2 separate regions of the Homo sapiens genome follow, and region 1 is linked to region 2. Evidence: read pairs that join two places in POLR2A ChIA-PET (ENCODE). Cell type or tissue: GM12878. All regions are shown on one strand. Links, peaks and the distances in the headings refer to the core of each region. The heading gives the core; the rest is flanking DNA. Region 1 overlaps ACP2 (acid phosphatase 2, lysosomal). Region 2 overlaps CELF1 (CUGBP Elav-like family member 1).

Evidence for each region. Peaks named below come from ENCODE experiments on the same cell type or tissue, not always from the same donor. Only the 100,000 strongest peaks of a DNase experiment are listed, where the experiment ranks them.
Region 1: POLR2A ChIA-PET joins it to region 2 with 9 read pairs; 4 of 35 experiments call an interaction of 5 or more read pairs at or near these places.

The regions. Positions count from the first base shown.
Region 1 is chr11:47,239,647-47,245,019 of GRCh38, reverse strand. ACP2 (acid phosphatase 2, lysosomal) reads left to right here. Exons shown (of 11, transcript NM_001610.4): 7 at 153-285; 8 at 1,699-1,781; 9 at 1,896-2,002; 10 at 2,122-2,297; 11 at 4,771-5,373. The coding sequence ends at 4,904. Among named protein-coding and RNA genes, the nearest start is that of ACP2, 6.5 kb to the left of the region's middle. In GM12878, for the core only: no CTCF peak of the experiment used is centred there; no DNase peak of the experiment used is centred there.
Region 2 is chr11:47,520,039-47,525,411 of GRCh38, reverse strand. All of the region lies in intron 1 of CELF1 (CUGBP Elav-like family member 1), which reads left to right. Among named protein-coding and RNA genes, the nearest start is that of CELF1, 30 kb to the left of the region's middle. RefSeq lists a silencer at 515-574. In GM12878, for the core only: no CTCF peak of the experiment used is centred there; no DNase peak of the experiment used is centred there; H3K4me3 peaks cover 1,694 bases; H3K27ac peaks cover 1,713 bases.

The sequences.
Region 1 (5,373 bases), core at 145-5,144, 280 kb after region 2:
ACCGCCTGCCATGTCTACTGGTTCCAGCCCCTCTGCCTCTCTCCCCTCTCCCTCCCTCACACACACAGGCACCTTCCCACTAGGGAAGAGAGCTGCCCCCTGGAGAGGCTGGCCTAGGCCTGGGGCGCTAACCTGCCTGCTGCGATACACAGCAAACGCACGGGCTGCGCCTGCCGCCCTGGGCCTCACCCCAAACCATGCAGCGTCTCAGCCGGCTAAAGGACTTCAGCTTCCGCTTCCTCTTCGGAATCTACCAGCAGGCGGAGAAGGCCCGGCTTCAGGGGGGTGAGTGACAAGGACAGCGTGTCACTCTACTCCTCAGGACCCTAAGGCGTTAAAAATCTGCTGTGGGGGCTTCTCACACACTTCCCTCTCTACTGAAACACTCCCTGCTCTTTCAAAACCAAATCCCCCTCCTCATGCCGCTAGTCACCAAATTTCCCCACCTCTCTTCCTTTTCTGCCATTCATATTCTTTTTAAAAAAATTGTTATTTTTTTTCGGGGGGATGGAGTTTCCCTCTTGTCACCCAGGCTGGAGTGCAATGGCTCGATCTTGGCTCACTACAACCTCTGCCTCCTGAGTTCAAGCAATTCTCCTGCCTCAGTCTTCTGAGTAGCTGGGATTGCAGGCACATGCCATCATGCCTGGCTAACTTTTGTATTTTTAGTAGGAACGGGGTTTCACCATGTTCGCCAGGCTGGACTCAAACTCCTGACCTCAGCCACCATGCCCAGCTAATTTTTGTATTTTTAGTAGAAACAGGGTTTCACCATGTTGGCCAAGCTGGTCTTGAACTCCTGACCTCAGGTGATCCACCCACCTTGGCCTCCCAAAGTGCTGGGATTACAGGCATGAGCCGCCATACCCAGCCTATTTATTTTGAGACAGAGTCTTGCTCTGTCACCCAGGCTATAGTAGAGTGGCACGATCTCGGCTCATTGCAGCCTCCACCTCCCAGGTTCAAGCGATTCTCCCGCCTCAGCCTCCTAAGTAGCTGGGACTACAAGTGCCTGCCACCACGCCCAACTAATTTTTATATTTTTAGTAGAGATGGGGTTTCACTATGTTGGCCAGGCTGGTCTCAAACTCCTGACCTCTGGTGATCTGCCCGCCTCAGCCTTCCAAAGTGCTGGGATTACACACATGAGCCACCACGCCCAGCCCTGCCATTCATGTTCTTAAGTTTCGCCCACATCAGAAGACCCTCCCTCTCCTAAATGAATAGCTGCCCCAAGAGAACCACTGGGGGCCATTTTGAGAAGGCTGAGAGTAACACACATGCCAGCTTCCTTATTTGAGCACCTAAGGGCATGCCTGCTGTCACACCTTTTTGACATCTCACTTTTCAGAGCATATGGTAGTTACCCGGGCATGCACCCACCCGCTGTGTACTCTGAAGCAATCTTAAGTTTACATTTGTTTCAAACTGAAGTGCTTCTGTAAACACAGGCAGGTTTCTACATCCGTGTTGAAATATAGGCAGATATCTTGTTTTGTCTTGCTTCCTTCTGTACATTTGACAGTTCTTAGAGAGGAGGGGTGCCACAGAGTTCTTACATGGTCCCTATGACACTAAAGAGTTCTCCGTGTAGGTGATGAGGCCCAGGCCTGGCAGAGGGTGAAAGGAGCACAGATAGGTCTAATTAGAAGGCAGAGGTGGCTGTAGCCAGCAACACCGGGGACTTTTCTCCTTCAGGAGTCCTGCTGGCTCAGATAAGGAAGAACCTGACCCTAATGGCGACCACCTCCCAGCTCCCCAAGCTGCTGGTTTACTCTGCGGTGAGTGCCTGCGCTCCCTAGCGTGCTGTGTCAGGCAAGGAGCTGGATTTCTTCTCTGTTCGGTTCCTGCGGGTGTGGGGAACAATGCTGACGGGCAGCCCCTCTCCCCCGCAGCACGACACTACCCTGGTTGCCCTGCAAATGGCACTGGATGTCTACAATGGTGAACAAGCCCCCTACGCCTCCTGCCACATATTTGAACTGTACCAGGAAGATTCTGGGTGAGTGGAGCTAGCAGTGTCCTCTGGAGGGGGGCCCTCGGGAGGTGGCTCGGGGCAGCCCAAGGACCCCATGATGGGCAGGCTGAGCAGCTCCCATGTTGCCTCCTGTCGACCCTCAGGAATTTCTCAGTGGAGATGTACTTTCGGAACGAGAGTGACAAGGCCCCCTGGCCGCTCAGCCTGCCTGGCTGCCCTCACCGCTGCCCACTGCAGGACTTCCTTCGCCTCACAGAGCCCGTCGTGCCCAAGGATTGGCAGCAGGAGTGCCAGCTGGCAAGCGGTCCTGCAGACACAGGTGAGCTGTCACCGGCCTCCTTGCTAGTCATGCCCTAGACCAGCCTGCAGTTCACATCCACGCATCTCAAGAGCTGTCGCACTTCCAGCCATTTGACTGCATTTGCTAGGAGTTCCCTCCCCGACCCCAGACTGCTTTATACCTTCTCCCCACTTCTCACCCTCGGGTGATGTCTCACTTGTATCACCGAGAAAATAAGAGCCAAGAGAGAATTGGCTCGTTCTCCCACCACCAGGTTACTTCCTGGGGGAAGCCACCGCTTAGGGTGGCCTCTCCACCCGCACTTGGGTTCTCTCCTCATCTCTGCAAGGAGCTCTGACGCCTCTGCTTCTCTACTGGATCACTTCCCTCCCAAAAGCCCATCCATGACCTCTGAGAGCCACCTCTTCCCCAGCCACCAGCCTCTTCCCTCTCAGAATGGAATCCTTGAAAGAGCTGCCTAGAATCTGGCTCTGCTTCCTCACCACTTGTTCTCTTAGACTCACATTAGACAGTCTTGTGTCACCTTCCACTACCCTGAAGCCATACTTGTCTGGTGACCAGTCACCTCCTACCAAAGCCAGTGACTAATTCTTAGCTTCTCTCACCTCTCAGCAGCATTACATAATTGGTCACCCCTTCCTGAAACACTTTCTTGGCTTCTGACTTTCAGGCGTCCCTTCCTCACTAAAGAACGGATGACCCAGGACTCATCCCTGGAGCTTTCCCCATCTGTGCACACTCCCAAGTGATCTCATGCAGCCTCATGACTTTATGCCCATCTCCATGCCCACTTCTGTCCTTACGCCCTGACTCACAGATTCACAACCTCTTCTCTGAGCTAGAGACTCATATCCAGCTGCCAACTTGAGATCTCTACATGCATGTTAAGTAAGGCATCTCAAAGTTGCAATGTCTAAAACCAGATGCTTTTCCTTCCACAGCTGCTCTTCTTCCAGGCTTCCTTGTTTCAGTCAATGCCACGAGTCACCTAGTGGCACAGTATAACCCTTGGGGTCATTCTGCATACCGTTTCTCATACCCCTCATCCAGCCCACTGCCAGATCAGCTCAACCTTTCAAATATTAATATGTGCTCTTGCCTCCGCAGTCCAATCTACCGTCAGCTCTTGCCTGACCGAATGAAAAGCTTCCTAGTTCTTTCTGGTTCTATTCTTGTCCCTACCAGTCTTTCAACACAGCAGAGTTAACTTTTTTTATTTTTTTGAGATGGAGTTTTGCTCTTGTTGCCCAGGCTGGAGTGCAGTGGCGCAATCTCGGCTCACTGCAACCTCCGCCTCCCGGGTGTAAGTGATTCTCCTGCCTCAGCCTCCCGAGTAGCTGGGATTACAGGCATGCATCACCATGCCCAGCTGATTTTGTATTTTCAGTAGAGATGAGGTTTCTCCATGTTGGTCAGGCTGGTCTCAAACTCCCAACCTCAGGTGATCCGCCCGCCTTAGTCTCCCAAATTGCTGGGATTACAGGCATGAGCCACCGCGGCCGACTGAGTTAACTTTTAAAAAATGTAAACCAGTTCATACTACTGTCCTCTCAGAATTTTCTAGTGGCTTCCCATCACATATAGAATAAAATCCAAGTTCTTCACCATGGCCTTCTAGGCCCTACTCCATCTGGTCTCCTGCCCCATCTCCTACATGCCCCTTGCTTACTCTACTCTGGTGAGACTGACTCTTGATGATACTAGCATGTGCCAGGCTTATCCCCACATCTGGGCCTTTTGCCCTTCGTCTCCTCTGCCCTGTGATACTCTTCTCAGATTGTTGTATGTCATTCATTGACTCCAGGTCTCTGTTAAACTTCTCACTTTCTCAATGATGCCTTCCCTGCTGACCTACTTTGCTTTGTCTCTCTGTATCACATTCGTCACTGACCTGTCACTCCTAATTTTTTTTTTTTTTTTGAGACGGTGTCTCATCCTGTCACCCAGGCTGGAGTGCAGTGGCGTGATCTCGGCTCACTGCAACCTCTGTCTCCCAGGTTCAAGCAATTCTCCTGCCTCAGCCTCCCGAGTAGTTGGGATTACAGGTGCACACCACCATGCCCAGCTAATTTTTTGTATTTTTAGTAGAGACGGCATTTCACCACGTTGGCCAGGCTGGTCTCAAACTCTTGACCTCAGGTGATCCACCCACCTCGGCCTCCCAAAGTGCTGGGATTACAGGTGTGAGCCACTGCGCACGGCCAACTTTATTTAGTAGAGATGGGTTTTCACCATGATGGCCAGGCTGGTCTCCAACTCCTGACCTCAGGTGATCTGCCCACCTCAACCTTCCAAAGTGTTGGGATTATAGGCGTGAGCCACTGTGACCAGCCCATTTGCTTATTTATTACATCCCCTCTCCTAGAATGTAAACTCCATGAGAGCAGGGACTCTGTCTTGGCCACCTCTGTGTATCTCCTATATGTCAGAACAGTAGCTGGCATATGATGGAACGCTGACATGACCTTTCTCTTGCCTCCCCCATGCCCAGAGGTGATTGTGGCCTTGGCTGTATGTGGCTCCATCCTCTTCCTCCTCATAGTGCTGCTCCTCACCGTCCTCTTCCGGATGCAGGCCCAGCCTCCTGGCTACCGCCACGTCGCAGATGGGGAGGACCACGCCTGACAACCACTCAGCCCCCTTCCCTCCACCTCCTAGGGGAGGTGGGCTGGGCCCTCGCTCCTGACTGTTGCTGCTCCCCAGCCCATGGACAGGAGATCCTGGGTTGGGCCTCCCTCTGATGACCCCAGCCAGATGAGCGAGTGGGGCTCAGCGTGGCCCATGGTGCCTGTCACTCAGCATTCCCATGCCTGATGTTTACCAAGTGCTGTGTTGGACACTGGCTTTCTCCAAACAGGATTTGCCTCCTCCACGCTCCCTACACACCTGAGATGTAAACTGGCAGTCAGTGTTCACTCAGGACCTAGGATTAGAAAATGGCAGAGTTGGTGCTGGATCCACCTTGCACTTCTATCAAGCCCTGTTCTTTTTCCTCCAGCCTGAAGTCTTCGGCAAATAGCTCAGAGGGACACGGTCTTGCCTCTCAGTGCTTATTTTAGTGGGAAAAACAGCTAATACCAGGGGTACAAACATT
Region 2 (5,373 bases), core at 247-5,246:
GCCATGCATTTCTTATTGTTGGAAAATTCACTCTGGTCAGCAATTAAGCTTTTCACATACTTCACATTGAAGTGAATCTAAATGAATTGTTCTAAGTAAAATAATTTTTGGAACACAAATATTTGGCTTCTGGTTATATAAGCCATCATCCTCAGACATAGATTTTAAAAATTATATTAGAGTTTATTTTAACTTGTATCAACCATAAAATAAAAAAGAGCTCAAAACATACACAGTTGGAATGAGACCTTCATTCTGAAAGCAGCAAGGAACTAGTGAAAGTTAACATTGTTCACTCGAATGGAGAATAACCTTTTTTTGCATGTTAAATTTTAGGATTTAAATGATAAATTGAGCCTCACCACTACTGCTGATCTGGGAAGAATCTGACCTAGTAAAGGTTTTCAAATGTCTTTTCCATTTCCCGTGGCTGAGGGATTCTTGGTGTCAGTGACTGAAATTATTTGGAAGTTCCTTGACTGAAATAGAATATCTCAAACCTTATTTCAAGTACCAGCCTGTGTGTTTCTGTTTTTTGTCTGGAGCATGTGAACAGAATGCATGTGTGTGAGATAATTGGGCTTTCACTAATGGCCCCCTTTCAGCAACCATGTATGGGTAAAGCTGTTCAGTTCCCTGCTCCTCCCTCTCTGAGCACGGAGCAGAATCTGTTCTGCTGAAGCTGCTGTTCCACTTTTTAGCTTGCTATATTTGTACAGCAACAGCAGGAGCAGCCCACTAGCTAGGCCGTGTGGCCACCCTTTGGCACCCGCACCGGCTCAGACCTGCTCAGGACTCAGCCAGGGCACACAGTTTGTGTTCTTACGTGCATCCATCTGTCTGTCTGTGTGCGTCTCTGTGGAGGACTGAGGTTTTCAAGTGAAAGAGGTGACTCGTTTGTCTTTGTTGTTTTGCTGTGTTCAGGTTTGTCAATTGTAAATTGTAGAGAATGCTTCAGGTTGTTAGGGATGGGGTGAGGAGACAAGATTTGTATTTAACAAAATACCGTCTTGGCGAGAGGGTACCAAACAGGGAAATGTGATGTCAGAAATGGTCTTTGGGTTCCCTTAGAAACATACCTTGTTGAAGTGGTAGTGTTTTTTTTTTCCTCTTTGTTTTGTTACAGGTCACAAAGATCAGCTCTTGGGGTGGTATTGAATTCCTTTCCTGGCACTCAAATTTTTTGACATAAAATTTGAGTATAAAAAGATGAGGCACCTCCACCCCTTTAAGAAATGATTTAGTGCACATCTTGAAAGAGTGCAGTAGGGGTTAAGTGTGTTGACTTCGCTGTCTGCCAGGAAAGGAACTGTGGGGAATGCCCTGTTGCTTTGGGCCCCACAGCAACCTATGCTGTTTGCGCTGTTTGAGTGCTTTGTAAAGTTTGGCCTTACAGAGGCCTTGTAATGCCTTTTGGTGTCATGTCTGTTTAAGGAATAGCAGAAGACATGACATGTAGACAAATTTCAGGTTATTTTCAGAAGATACTGGGTTTGTTACTGTATTTTAAAAGGATACTTTCTTGGTTTGTTATGAGATATTCTAATTAAACAGTGATGAATTCTTACTCCTGGTCAGTGTAAGTCTAAATTCAAGTTTGTTGCTTTGTTTTACAGTTTCCTTTCACTCCCCTCCCCCATCCCCTCATGAGTCATAAGCATGCAGTGTTGGGAATAGAACTTGTCAGCTGAGTGGGGATGAGACAGTTCTCTGCCCATACTATTTGTAACTGTAGTCAATGAGGAGAGGAAAGGACGTTATTAAATGCTGGAGAAACACCTTGATTGAGGCAGCTTCTTCTGTGGCTGTGTGGTATGGATGCAGAGTTCTGTGTGACTATACACTGATGTATTCTGGCTCTGAATCACTTAGGGATCTCTTCTGCACCTTGTGCATTGTAGGTTTTGGATGCTTATTTGTTTAGGGTCTAGGACCTGGTGCTTAGCCTCTCCTGGATCCTGTATATTTACTGACTTTCCAAATTCTTTTGAGTGTGGCATTATATCTGCTTCATCTTCTCTTTCTTGGCTATTCTTAGTGCCCTTCTCATTTTACTGTCCTAATGTTTTCCCATTTATACTATGAATCATTGTGCACCCTATGTAGAGCCTGTCATTGGAGATTAAAATCAGTGGCAGCTCTTTGATTTTACAGCTCAGCCTCAGTAAGTGACACTCTGATTAGCACACCTATATTCTAGCTTTCTTTTTGTTCTTGGCCTTTTTTAAAATTTATAACTTCCCTGGTCTCATTTTATTAGTTTATATTTTTCCAGTGTGTCCATTTTGAAAGCTTCATGAAAGAAATTTTTTTTTTGGTTTGATGGAAGGAATGAATAAATGTTTATACATAAATAAGTGTTCTCAGAACAAGTGGTTTGGTAATCCATAATGAAGATATACTGGACTCTAACAGGCCCAGTTGGAGGTGCAAGATCTGTCAGCCTATTGCTGCCAGAATTCTTACCTATTCACTTCCCCCTCCTGCTAGGAAATATTTTGGAATAATCTCAGGTACCCAATTTTTTTTTTAAATAAATGAAGCCTATTTTATTACTTCAAGTTTGCTTTTTTTTTTTTTTTTCTGGAGATGGAGTCTCGCTCTGTTGCCCAGGCTGGAGTGCAGTGGCACGAACTCAGCTCACTGCAGCCTCCACCTCCCAGGTTCAAGCAATTCTCCTGCCTCAGCCTCTGAGTAGCTGCGACTACAAGCGCATGCCACCACACCTGGCTAATTTTTGTATTTTAGTAGAGATGGGGTTTCACCACGTTGGCCAGGCTGGTCTCGAACTCCTGACCTCAGGTGATCCACCCACCTTGGCCTCCCAAAGTGCTGGGATTACAGGCCTGAGCCACTGTGCCTGGCGTTTTGTTGTTGTTGTTGTTGTTGTTTTAGACAGAATCTTGCTCTGTCACCAAGGCTGGAGTGCAATGGCACAATCTCAGCTCACTGCAACCTCTGCCTCCCGGGTTCTCCTGACTCAGCCTCCGTAGTAGTAGCTGGGACTTCAGACGCCCACCACCATGCCCAGCTAATTTTTGTATTTTTAGTAGAGATGGGGTTTCACCATGTTGGCCAGGCTGGTCTCCAACTCCTGATCTCGGGTGATCCACCTGCCTTGGCCTCCCAAAGTGCTGGGGTTACAGGCTTGAGCCACCATGCCCGGCCTACTTCAAGTGTTAATGATAAAAAAAATTTCAGCTGGGCAAGGTGGCTCACACCTGTAATCCTAGCACTTTGGGAGGCCGAGGCAGGCAGATCACCTGAGGTCGGGAGTTCAAGACCAGCCTGACCAACATGGAGAAACCCCGTGTCTACTAAAAATACAAAAAAATCAGCCAGGCTTGGTGGCACATGCCAGTAATCCCAGCTACTCGGGAGGCTGAGGCCGGAGAATCTCTCGAATCCGGGAGATGGAGGTTGTGATGAGCTGAGATCATGCCATTGCACTCCAGCCTGGGCAACAAGAGCAAAACCCGTGTCAAAAAAAAAAAAAAATCAGCATAGCTGTTGCATTTTAAAAAGTGAAACTACACACTATGTTTCTAGCTCAGTAAACAGATGAACCTGTTGTCTTTGAGTAACATAACCATTGAGCGTTGTACAGTACATCTTAAGATCAGGTACTTTATTTTGAAGAGATAGAATCATCATGTAACAGGCTGAAATTTTTTGGGACTCATTCTTTTCCACCATAAACACCAAGCTTGGTGCCCAGAATAATAATAGTAGCAAATGTTTATTGAGCACTTTCTATGTGTCAGGCACTATTCTAAATGCTTTACATGTATAAATTTAATTCTAACAAATATCCTGTAAGGTAGATACTGTTTGTGTAACCATTTTGTGCATGAAGAAACAGAGGTATTTATGAAGAAGTTAAACAATTTCCCCAGTTACCTGGCTAGTAAGCAGCAAAACTGGGATTAGAAAGCAGTGGTATGACTCTAGAGTCTAGGTATAGGGTACATTGTGGGTTTGTAGTAAATATTTGTCTATTTTATTAGCACACTTTGTTATTTGAGATTATTAAATTATGAATCAGTCTAACCCATTTTCATTTTAGAATTTCCTTATGAAAATAACTATATGATTTTGGTTTTGCAGATCACCATCAACTGTACTAGTTCATTTATTTTTTATTTTATTTTTTATTTTTGGAGACGGAGTCTCTCTCAGTCGCCCAGGCTGGAGTGCAGTGGCACGACGTCGGCTCACTGCAAACTCCGCCTCCCAGGTTCACGCCATTCTCCTGCCTCAGCCTCCGGAGTAGCTGGGACTACAGGCGCCCGCCACTATGCCCGGCTAATTTTTTTGTATTTTTAGTAGAGATGGGGTTTCACTGTATTAGCCAGGATGGACTCGATCTCCTAACTTCGTGATCCGCCCATCTTGGCCTCCCAGAGTGCTGGGATTACAGGCGTGAGCCACCACGCCCGGCCCTCTAGTTCATTTATTGGTGGTAAAGAACAGCAAGCCAAGTAACAAGTTTGTGAAACATCTCTAAAATTACTAGTTTATCTCCACTAGTACCAGACTATTTACTGAAGATATTGAAAGCAGAATTAATTTTAGCCTTTTTTGGGTCGGGGGGGAGCGCAGGAAGAGATTGGTTCTCACTGACCCAGGCTGGAGGGCAGTGGCACAATCTTGGCTCACCACAACCTCTGCTCCCAGGGTCAAGTGATCCTCCCACCTCAGCCTCCTGAGTGGCTGGGACCACAGGCACATGCCGCCATGCCCAGTTAATTTTTTTGTATTTTTTGGGTAGAGGTAGGGTTTTGCCATGTTGCCCAGGCTGGTCTTGAACTCCTGAGCTCAAGTGATCTGCCCACCTCGGCTTCCCAAAGTGCTGGGATTACAGGCATGAGCCACAGTGCCTGGCCTGCTTCTTTACCTCGTTCCTGCACCACACATCTTCCGGAGATGCCCTTACAAGGGGAGCATGGGAAGGTAGAACCAGCAAGTTTTGCCATATCCATAAACTTATAATCTGTGTGAGAGTGACAGGAAAACACAGAGAAGTCTGTTCAAAAGAAATGATGATGAAGGAATTATTAGTAGGCCATGTAATTCAGTGGAGGGTAGCAAAAAATGTATTGTATCATGGACAGTGTGATGAAATAGCACAAAAATTTGATTTAGACAGGGAAATAAGAATCAGCTCTCCTGAGATTTTTTAAGTCTTTCACATTTATGGTAACATTTTCCCTTAGATAGATGCTCTCCCATGTTTCTTGTTTCTAGTGCAAGTCGTATTTTCTGAACAAGACCATTAACTCCTTAAGGACAGGGATTGTGCCTTTTTTTTTGGTATCCTCTTTAGTTCTGGGTATATAGTAGATGTTTTCTAAAAATGTAGTTGCTTTTTTG